3 separate regions of the Homo sapiens genome follow, and all the other regions are linked to region 3. A link is a contact called in ENCODE Hi-C or POLR2A ChIA-PET data. All regions are on one chromosome and are shown on one strand. The core of a region is the stretch at or near the end of the contact, and the rest is flanking DNA. Distances in the headings are between cores, read along the strand shown.

Evidence for each region. A loop is a pair of places that touch in the nucleus more often than their neighbours do. ChIA-PET counts read pairs that join two places held with the same protein, here RNA polymerase II (POLR2A). Pooled maps may share reads with other maps.
Region 1: a loop to region 3 is called in a map of B cell, with 11 times the contacts of the local background. The contact joins the promoter of SECISBP2 here to the promoter of FAM120AOS in region 3. A Hi-C loop is called at or near these places in 6 of 168 maps with a recorded cell type or tissue (B cell, CD4-positive, alpha-beta memory T cell, CD8-positive, alpha-beta T cell and 2 more), 10 of 37 single-sample maps with no recorded cell type and 13 of 50 pooled maps.
Region 2: a loop to region 3 is called in a map with no recorded cell type, with 9 times the contacts of the local background. The contact joins the promoter of TBC1D2 here to the promoter of FAM120AOS in region 3. A Hi-C loop is called at or near these places in 1 of 37 single-sample maps with no recorded cell type and 8 of 50 pooled maps. POLR2A ChIA-PET finds 5 or more read pairs at or near these places in 1 of 52 experiments (CD8-positive, alpha-beta memory T cell).

The regions. Positions count from the first base shown.
Region 1 is chr9:89,317,105-89,320,886 of GRCh38, forward strand. SECISBP2 (SECIS binding protein 2) reads left to right here and starts at 1,396. Exons shown (of 17, transcript NM_024077.5): 1 at 1,396-1,508; 2 at 2,548-2,693. The coding sequence starts at 1,473. RefSeq lists an enhancer at 1,046-1,265 and a silencer at 1,436-1,755.
Region 2 is chr9:98,253,294-98,257,019 of GRCh38, forward strand. It overlaps TBC1D2 (TBC1 domain family member 2), which reads right to left and starts at 2,356. Exons shown (of 13, transcript NM_001267571.2): 1 at 1,880-2,356. The coding sequence starts at 2,248. RefSeq lists a silencer at 2,371-2,420 and an enhancer at 2,591-3,080.
Region 3 is chr9:93,451,654-93,455,060 of GRCh38, forward strand. FAM120AOS (family with sequence similarity 120 member A opposite strand) reads right to left here and starts at 1,928. Exons shown (of 3, transcript NM_198841.4): 1 at 494-1,928. The coding sequence starts at 1,056. FAM120A (family with sequence similarity 120 member A) reads left to right here and starts at 32. Exons shown (of 18, transcript NM_014612.5): 1 at 32-736. The coding sequence starts at 263. RefSeq lists enhancers at 1-61, 1,641-1,770, 1,834-2,128 and silencers at 1-171, 312-441, 742-921.

The sequences.
Region 1 (3,782 bases), core at 146-2,645, 4.1 Mb before region 3:
CAAAAACACTGTAAAACACCTTTGCCTTTTTAGCTGCTAGGAAAGTGTTTTGGAGTTATTCTAATTAATTGCTATGCTATAGAAACATCTTAAATGAGCAGCCAGCATACATCAGGTCCATTGGTTAAGAAAGGGTGTCTTTACACATGAGGGCAATAAATTTTGAAGGTTGTGATTAGCAGCATCCTAAAATCTACTGCCACTACCATAGGTTGTGTCCAGGGTAACCAACAGAAACATGACAAAATCAAGTAAACTTCATTACACTTCCGGGTAGACCCAATAGTGCTGAAAGGAAGGCGACAGCTACCCCTAAACTTCCAGCATAAATTCCTGCCAGACCAGACCCTAAGGATCACTTCTGCTAGAGGCTGTGTAGTGAACTGAGACCCACCAGGACAGAAATCTGAAAAAACTGGAGCTGCACCTGCCTTACTTGCTTGAAATACTTCGTATTCAATGGTAGAGTTAACGTCTGTGCAAGGGACAGAGGAAACCTACAATTTGCCTCAACCTAATCCCCATTCCTCAAATAGCCTGTTTTGCTGACATTTTCTGTTCCTTAAATCCACTTGCACTTTCCTCCAAGCCTTTGAGTGAGAGGAAAGTTCCTCCTCCATCTATTGAAATCCACTCTGCATTCTTCCCTGTACTTTTGGTCAACCTCCTATCCCTGCCGCACTTTATACATTTCTCTCAATATTTAACGAATTTGCTCTGTGTAGAACTTTTTTTTTCTCGTGAAAATTATACTATTCCATCTCTTGACCATATCTTAGCACTTTTTTTAATTTTTGAAAGAAACCGAGCGATTTTTAAATTATTTTCTGTGGCTACTTCCAAACTTAAGGTTTCTGGAAATTTAGGATACCATCAAGAGTCTTGTAGGCTTTCCAGGTTTGTAGGACCTACAGGGTATGCAATTCCTGTAAGTCACCAATCTTGGGGAAATTTTAGGGAAATGCAGTGGCGGGGGTGAGAGTAATCTCGGCCTCCTCAGTTTCCTTATTAGTAAATCTTTCTCTTCAGGTGACTGCTCAAAGGTCACCTCAGCGAGAGGCCTTTCCAGACTACCCCATCCCGTCCTAACGCTAGACTCGTGAGGCCCAGGGGAGAAAAGTAAATCACGGCCTAACTCTTGTTTATAGTCGCTACTGCCTTGGTGGAGACTATCTCCGATATCCCAGCACTAAAAGGCAGATCCAAGACTCCCGCAAGCTACGGTGGGTCCCCAGCCCAGAGGACTCCTGGGGGTCCCCATTTTCCGCAAGCGCCCCACTGCCTCCACGTGCTGCCCGCGCAGGTCCAGTGCCGCCGCCGCGTACTTCCGGCCGGAAGAAAGGGCGGGCTCTGTCGCTTTGCTGTGACGCACTTCCTGGCGTCGCCTGCGGGGGCGGAAACGCTTTGTCTGTCCGGCAAGCCGACGGCCCGCTGCTGGCCTCCGTGACGCGGCCTCCTCCGCGCCTCGCGGCATGGCGTCGGAGGGGCCGCGGGAGCCCGAAAGCGAGGTAAGGGCCGACGGGGGCTCTCTCGGCAGCCTCAGTCCGTCCGCCTGCCTCGCACTGGGGGCTCGGCCGGGCGGTGACGGGGCTGGTCCAGCGGGCGTGGGTCGGATGCTGGTGACGGCACGGGAGCGCCCTACCGGGTGGCCGCGATCTTCGCGCCCCGCCTCGGGTCCGCCTTGGGGTGGCGGTCAGCGGCTACAGACCCCGCCCACAGTTAGCGCCGCGTCTGTGGTGCGATGTCACCCAGCGCAGTGACTGCGGCCCAGCCCGGCGCTCCCCGCAGTCGGGGCGGGGGGACTCTGGCGAGCTTCCCGCGCTCTTGGGAACGGATAGATTGTTTTAAAGGATCCTGCGTTTTTCTGAACGTCATTCTCCGCTCTACGTACTCAGCATTACCACTAGATGGAGCCCTGGCGATCGCTTGCATCATTTTTAGACCCATAAAATTCTCGGTGAAAGTAAATCTCTTACTACGTCACTAAAAACTAAAGAAAGAAATCTTAGTGAATTGAAATTTCAAAGGCTCGTGGTGATAATATTTTCTAGCAAAGCAAGGTTTGGTATTTCAATAAAGCAAGACTTAGTGGTTCATGAGTAAAATGCATATGCTTTTGTGCAACTTTTTCAAGAAAATGTAATGGAAATAAACGTCTGCAGTGTGTTTTGGGTGCTGTAGTTAAACAGTCCACGTGTATTTGACTGCAGTAGTTGTACTGTGTGCAGTTCTATTATTTCTAAGTGAATCTGTGGTAAAAACACCCTTATTCCAAGATCTAAACTATATAATCTGTGTTGTTTTATTTCCACTTGAATTCGTTGTCATTTTTCACTTTTAATGTTTGAACTACTGCCTTTTCTACAAAAAAAAAAGCATTGGGGAGAAATCGTTAGCAAGCAGGTTCTTGTCTTTACGAGGCAGAAGTTTTTAAACAACATCGGGAACATTTCTGGGGCTATTAGGAACACCTCTTGGGTCTTTTTGTTTGTTTATATTTGCTTGATCTCTGAATGTTTGTGGCCAAAACCTCATATTTTTCCTCAGGGCATCAAGTTATCAGCAGATGTCAAACCATTTGTCCCCAGATTTGCCGGGCTCAATGTGGCATGGTTAGAGTCCTCAGAAGCATGTGTCTTCCCCAGCTCTGCAGCCACATACTATCCGTTTGTTCAGGAACCACCAGTGACAGAGTATGTATCTTTCTAAAAGTCTTACCTAGGGGCTTACATTTTGGATTTAATGGTGATTAGACTTTCAAATACTCAGCAGTTACTGCACTAAAGTTCTGCAGATGATGAGAGAATGCTCTTCAACCAAGAAGAGTCTGAGCCAGTAGCACAACTTAACTGTATCCTGTGCCAAAAACAGAAGCTTTAACTCCCCTTTTTTTTCTTCATACTCATTGTTATTTTCGGCAAAGAAATAGTAGAGACTGCATTGCATTTGTTAATAAGAAATGCAGTTTCAGGCCAGGCGCTGTGGCTCACGCCTGTAATCCCAGCACTTTGGGAGGCCGAGGTGGGTGGATCACCTGAGGTCAGGAGTTCAAGACCAGTGTGACCAACATGGTGAAACTCCGTCTCCACAAAAATACAAAAATTAATCAGGTATGGTGGCGGACACCTGTAATCCCAGGTATTCGGGAGACTGGGGCAGCAGAATCCTTTGAACCTGGGAGGCAGAGGTTGCAGTGGGCCAAGATAGCACCACTACACTCAAGCCTGGCTGACAGAGTGAGACTCTGTCTCAAAAAAAAAAAAAAAAAAAAAAAAATCCCGTTTCAAGGTTCATTTGTTCATATGGTTTAAAAATATATCATATATCTAATGGGAGATGAAATGTGGAGGGAAGGGCAAAGAAAGGACCAAATAAACGTACTCCTCCTTTTTAAGGTTAACATTTTAAAATCTTGTTGAGCGAAGGGGAGGGGACTAGCAACCATAGCTGCCTCTGTGTGGATAATTTTTTGGAAATTGTTGACTTTTGCTTTCCACCTTTTTACTTTATATCTGTTAATATGGAGATGAATTTTACACATTTCAGGCTTAAGTTCTTCTAAATTTGAGTTGAAAGAAGGCTTACATTTTTCCTTACATTTTCTTTTTCCTTCTCAGGATTCATTCTCTAGGTTTACAAAATGGCTTCCTCTTGCAGCTGAATTTAGACAAAAAAAGTATTAATCTTTCACATAATTGTGTAGATTTATTTGTAGATCTGTTTTTAAGATTTGCATCAGGTGTAGTTCTAATCTAAGAATCCTAATGCTTTTTTCTTCTTTG
Region 2 (3,726 bases), core at 1,106-3,605, 4.8 Mb after region 3:
TTACTCCAGCCACTCCTGACATCTCCCTCATTCTATTTCCCTACTATCCCGAGACACCTCCATTGTCCCCTTCCCCACAGCCACAGCTCTAGTTCAGCTGTCACTCTCTTCTGATCACCTTCTGATGGGCTCCCTGAGTACCAGCCTTGCCCTTCCCCTAGTTTCTTCTCTATCCAATAGTCAGACTGAGCTTTTGCTACTTGGCCTAATTTGCCAATTCCCCACCCTCGGGCCTCTGCTCTTCAACTCCATCCTTTGGGCCCCTCTGTTTTTCTGGCTCATGTGATTTGCCTGGACACTCAGGGCTGTATCATGGTTTCCTAATTTGCTCACGGTGCTCTCTTGGCCTGGAATACCTTTCTCCCTCTTGTCTGCTTGCCACCTATTTCTTCTTTCAAGCCTTGGGTGTGTCCCTCCTCCAGATGCCTTTCTGGCTAGCCCCTTCCACTTGGTGGAACTGACTCCTCCTGTCACCACACCTTCTTGCACAGACTTATCACATGTCTCTACAGAACATTTCAGGGTGCATGCAGGTTCTCCCTCAGTCTCTCCCACCAGACTTTAAGCTGTCAGAGAACCAGGGGTGGGGGTGCATTAGCTCCACACCCCGCCAAGCGCAGAGCCAGGAACAATGGAATACTATTATAAAGACCATGTGTTGAAGACCCTGCATACAGCAGTCAACCTGTGGAAGAGACACATAGACCCGGGAACCACATGACCTCGAAAATGCCTTCCCTGGCCAGGGATTCCTGAGTTTCATTATTTTAACCAAGTCCCCCAGCCTGGTCACCCGCCAAGTCCAGTCAGTAAAGGAGAACTGAACACGTGGGCATCCACAGATACCCACTTAGCTGGAGTTGGGGTTGGAGGGGTGGACAGATGGGGATGGGGTGGGGAAGGCTATCTCCTGGCACATTCTTCTCTGATGCCCATAGAACACTTAGCCCAGATCTGTCTTTCCAATTAAGTTATGGGACACCTCCTCTTGACATTAGCACTCTGACCTTGGTTCCATCACCTTGTGTGTGCATGTGTGCTTATGCAACAAAAAATTATTAAGTACTCCACTAGGTACCAGGCTGTATTCTAGGTGATGCAATTAATTCAACAATTTGTACATGCCTGTGATGTGTCAAATGCTTACAAACCACCTAGGTTCTGAGAGGTTAAGTAACTTGTCCAGGGTCACACAGCTAGTAAGTAGCAAATGTACAATTTGAATCCAAGCCCGTCTGATTTCAAAGAATGTGGCCTTTCTACTGCTTTAGGCTTTCTCAGTTACACATGATGATAAAACCTACCCCTTGCTGCTGATAGGAAAACAGGTTTAAGCATGCCTAGATGAACAATCTAGGCTGATCAGTGAAACCTAAGTGTTTATTTTCCTAATCCCTGCCAGTCTCTTCTCAGCATTCACTGACCTTGGCCAAAATATCAAGAAACGGGAATCAGAATCCTGGCCTTGAGAGAGGATTGCAAAGACCATATTTTGACTTACTTAGGTCCCAGGTAAGAAAGTTAAGGTAACTGCACTGTCAGGCACACCCAAAAGTAAAAGTTTTGATTCAGCACTGAGAGGTAGAAAGACTATGGGATTCCAAGCTACCCTACTCTCTAGACGCATGGACCTCGAGCCAGTCCTTTCATCTCCCTCTGACTCAGTTTCTTGATCCGTAAAATGGGTCTGTCTTCCCTGCCTTGTGGGAACCCAATGAGGAAATGGGTGGGAATGCACTTTGCAAAGCACAAAGTTCTTGGAACTGTCGTCACCGACACTCCAAATTTACTGTGTCCACCTCACACTCGCGCCCAGCCTTGCCCTGCGAAAAGGGGACCTCACGCCGCTGGAAAGGAGAAAGTCGTTGCAGGAATTTACCTTCAGGGTAATAACCCGGCTGGGAGTCTTGATTTCGAAGATCCCCTCCTCAGCGTCCGCCTTACAGTCAAACACTGCACTGGAGAGGTCGATGCTGTCCAAGGGATTGGCATCCTGAGCGGTCCGCGAGTAATACAGCTGACATTTCCTTTCGTCGTAGAAGAACCAGCGGGATTTCCAGCCCCGGATGGGCCCTTTGCCGCCGAACTTACTTAAATACCCACAGAGTTTCTTGGGGACCGCCTCCAGGGACCGGGCGCAGTCCCCCGATTCTTCCTCCGGAGGCGGCACCTGTGGATCCCTGGCAGACTCTTCGGACCCAGGGGCAGAGGAGCTGGACTCCGGGGCGTTCTCCCCAGCGCCCTCCATCGCTGCCAGCCGGAGACTGCGGAGGGACGAGGGGTCCGCGGGACCACCAGGGACAAATCTCGGAGACTCGGCGGGCAGCTTCCCAAAGGGAGACACCTGGGCGGGGGCGGGGCCGACGGCGAACCCGCCCCCAGGAAGCCACAGAGTCGGGACCGGGTGCGGTGCGCGCGCCTCAAAGATCGCAAACCCAGGTTACGGCGGCTGGCCACGCCCCTCCACCGCCAGGCCACGCCCCCGCAGCGCTCAGTCGGCTCCCTGCAAAGCCCAGCTGCTTCCGGCTTTTTCTCCGCGCCAGTCAGCCATCTTTACTGAGGGCAGCCGTGCTCCCTGGCTTCAGGTTAAAGGCGTGGTGGCACTGAGTTAGGTTAACCGCGGGCAGAGAAGCCTGTCCCTAGCTACACTTCCCTGGTAGTTCGCATAGTCACCTAGAAAGATAGTGCTTTCTTGCACCCGATGGGCTGCTTGTTCCCTCCCTGTGCCGCGCGGGGCACCCTCGGACGGCGCATCTCGCGGCCATTGGCTGAAAGGAAGACCGCTGGGAGGCCCATCTTCCGGCGTCGCCCGGGCAGCGCGGCTCCGGAGCTGTCTGCCACTCTTCTCCTGGTGTTCCTTCAGCCCCGTCAGTGACGCCGCGGACGGCCTTCTTATCCCTCGCCTGACAGCAGTGGCCTCCCCAGCTCTCTGTCCTGGCTCCTATTCGCCTCCTGACAGCGCTGGTTGTGTTGCTTGGGGCGCCCAGGCGCGGCCGCTGCGCTGCGGAAACCCATGCCACTCCTGGGTCATAGTTGGGTGCAGTACATTTATTTTTATTTTGTTATTGCTATTATTATTTTTAGAGACGGTCTGGCTCTGTCACCCAGGCTGGAGTGCAGTGGCGCGATCAGAGCTCACTGCAGTCTCCGCCTCCCGGTCTCAAGCCATCCTCCCGCCTCAGTCTCCCGAGTAGCTGAGACCGCAACTGCGCACCACCACACCCGGCTAATTTTTAAATTGTTTTTTGCAGAGAGGGGGGTCTTGAACTCCTGGCCTCAAGCGATTCTCCTGCCTCGGCCTCCTAAAGTGCTGGAATTACAGGCGAGAGCCACCGCGCCAGGCTGTTTTGTAAATAAGTAAAAGAATTTAGGGTTTGACTAACTTGCTCAACTTCTGCCTCATTTTACCTGTTTCCCCTTAAACTTCTCCCCTTCCCTCCTAAGGCGCATTTCTCCATTAGGGTTGCGGAGCCCAATTGCGTCCAGCTTTCTTTAGGAGCTTCTTTCTGCCTTTCTCTTGCCCTTTGTTCAGCCTTTCCTCTTACTTCATCGTCTCCCCCTCAGCCGTCGTTAACGAGACCCTCATGCACACTCAGTGATATTGACAAGAAGCAGGGTGGGGGTAAAGGCGAGGGCTCTAGAGTCTATTTGCATAATTTTCAGATTCCCACTCTGCAATACTGAGTGATTTGCTCAACCTAAAAATGGAGATAACACTTCTTCCTA
Region 3 (3,407 bases), core at 678-3,177:
CCCCGCCCCGGCCCTCAGCCTCGGCCTCGGCCTCGGCCTCGCAGCGGCGGCAGCGGCGGCGGCGGCAGGTCCCTCCCCAGACATGGCCCTGGGAGGCGGCAGCACATGGCGGCCGCGGCGGCCATGAGCGCGCCCCCGACCCGCCCCAGTCCCCCCTAGAGGCCGCCGCCCCCGCCCGCCAGCCCGCCCGCGCGCCACGGCCCCACCACCCCCGGCCCCGCCGCCCCCCGCCCGCACCCGCGCCCGCGCCCCCGCCGCCGCCATGGGCGTGCAGGGCTTCCAGGACTACATCGAGAAGCACTGCCCGAGCGCCGTGGTGCCGGTGGAGCTGCAGAAGCTGGCCCGGGGCAGCCTGGTGGGCGGCGGGCGGCAGCGGCCCCCGCAGACCCCGCTGCGCCTGCTGGTGGACGCCGACAACTGCCTGCACCGCCTCTACGGCGGCTTCTACACCGACTGGGTCAGCGGCGGCCAGTGGAACCACATGCTTGGCTACCTGGCGGCGCTGGCCAAGGCCTGCTTCGGCGGCAACATCGAGCTCTTCGTCTTCTTCAACGGCGCGCTCGAGAAGGCCCGGCTGCACGAGTGGGTCAAGCGGCAGGGCAACGAGCGCCAGACGGCACAGCAGATCGTCAGCCATGTCCAGAACAAGGGCACCCCGCCGCCAAAGGTCTGGTTCCTGCCGCCCGTCTGCATGGCCCACTGCATCCGCCTGGCGCTCATCCGCTTCCACGTCAAGGTGAGGCCGGGGATCCGGGCGGGCCGGGGACCGGGGCCGCGCCGCACCCCTATCCCCCTTCCCAGGGCGCAGAATGTCGCCCGGCCGTGGCGGCGCTGGGGGCAGCGAGTTCCCCCAGCCCTTGCCCGGGATAGCCTGGCCGGGCCGGGCTGCAAGATGGATGGCCGCGGGTGCAGGCCGCGCGCTGCCCAAGCCCGTCTCCAGCTGTCCCTGTTCGGGGTCCGCGGCCGCGTGGGGACACTTGAGGGCTGGGAGAGAGCCCCGGACCAGAATTCGGAGGCGACAGTGTCATCATCCCCAATATCCTTAGTTTTTCCCATCCTATTTGAGGCGGGCAGGCTATCACTCACCTTCAACTTTGACAAAATACTCCCTTTTCTAATTTAGCCTGTTCTTTCCCAGCAACAGGTTCATCTTGGAAGCAGGCAGGATACAGAGTAATAGAGGGGGTTTCGCCAGAGCCCTTGGGGGCTGCAAATATCAGTGCTGCTGCCGCCGCCCTTGCCAATGTTGTTAGCCCGGTGACAGCGAGACGTGTCTAAGGGCCAGTGCCCTGGCCTCTACTTCAGAACGCAGTGCCCTGTCCGTGTTCCTCTTAGTACAGGGTGTTTAGAGAATCTTTCTATGGCTTTTTGTGTTAGATTTCAAAGACCCGTGCACTTTGACAGGATGGGATTTTGTCAGTTCTGTGACTTCACGTCCGTGTGAAAGAGGTCTTTAAGGCAGTTCGGTTTTGTAGATCCCATGCGAAAGGAGTCGCTCAAAATCAGGGGGCGAACTACGCGGGCGTGAACTCGCAGGATTTATTTTTCGGGTGCACAGTAAGTATTCAGTGACCTTCAGCGGTGCCCTGACGGGTGGGTAATCAGAGCTCTATATCACCGGCCTCCTCTGGCCCTTTGGCAGAGGGCTTCGCAGCTGGCACTGGGCCAGAGGAGAACTTCAGGACCCAGCAGTGACTGTGAAGATAAGCACATCCATGATCCTGGACTTCACGTTCTGATTGCTTGCTTTTTTCATTGGTTTTCTTGAAAACAAATTTTGGGGGCCTTTTTGTTGTCTTAGCTCTTGACACTCGGTCTTCCATCTTGTCATTTGACATTTCCTTGAAACTGCTGGAGCTGAAAGTTTGTGAAATTCTGTCTTCGCGGTTGCCCCCACTGCCCGCGAGGAGATGGTGGTAGTTAAGCCTAAAATGATAGCGGAAGTCCCACCCACGATCCGGTTGCAATTGGTGAGATGGTGTTTAAGTCGTGGGTGGAGGCGGCCGGCAGAGTCCCGATTGGCCCCTGCGCCTGGCAGACACACAGCTGCCATTCCTCAGGGAAGTTCGGGTGAGAGGAAGTGCCTGCCTTTTAATTTCTGAATCGGAGCCTGGGGCGCTCAGGGAAGTAAGGTGCTGCCATTTGTCTGAAGCGATCCATCTCCCTAATAGAGCGTAAAAGTGTTCATAGTTTAGTCTTGTTCAGAGATGGAAAAGACTACTTAAAAGACAGGATGAGCTGCACTGACTTGCCTTTGGTAACCGCACAGCTCTCTACTTAACTAGTCAAGCGACTTTCAAGGGAACACTGTGAATATTACTTAGGATTAGAATCAGTATGTATGCATATGGTCACTGTATCTTTAAAGAACTGTTGAGTTCTTTTTAATTCTACAGTTTCTTTATCTTTGCACCCCTTTGAATGCCTCGCACACCTAGTAGGTGCTCAGAATTCAGACCAATGTGTCAGTGTTAGGAAACTAGATTTAAGCTCCATTTAAGATCGTCTTTTTCACTTAGGTTTCTGGACACGGGATAATGGGATAATTTTGTCTGTATTTTGCTTTTGCTAAGCTTTTAATTATTGACCTAGGGTCATATTATAGTGCGAATTGCACAAAATGAATATTGTAATAACTCAATTACTTGGTGGTCTCTTAGCTGGCAACCTTACCTTTTTGAAAAGTGCCTAAGAGATTTAGCTACTAGAAATTTCTCAGCAACCAAGCAAGATGTCAGGAAGTTTGGGTACAGTGATGTGGGGGGTTGGCGGGTGTAGGGGGGTGCTTTTGCTTTCCTCACTGAAGAATCCTTTAAGCTCTCTCACTCATGGACTGGCCTCTTTTCATATGTAATTCTAACAAGCTTGGTTATCTATTTTCTAAACTCAGCTTGAGAAGAGGATGAAGAGGAGAGTCTGCCAGAGGCAGGAGCACCATTAATAGCAAGAAGTGACAAGAGAGATTTAAAAAGCTATAAAAAGCAAACATAATTCTGGGGCTATTTTAAGAAAAGGAAAACAACCCTATGTACTTCCTTGGTCCCTGAGGGTAGTACAATGTTTATTCTATAAGGATGATTTTGAGTCATAAAAATTAATATTCAGCATTCTCTGTTTAAGGGATTGAAACAGTGTATACCATTTAATAAAAGATACCCATAAAGTGGTTAAAACGTTTAAAACCATGATATCACTACATGCCTATTAGAATGGCTAAAAGAGAAAAAAATATGAGCAATACCAAGTGCTAGCAAGAATGCTGAGCAACTGGATCCTTACACATTGCTTGTGGGAATGCAGAATGGCACCACCACTCCAGAAAACAGTGGCACTTTCTTATAAAGTTAAACATACATTTATCATACGATCCAGCAATTCCACTCCTGGGTATTTTCCTAATGAAGACT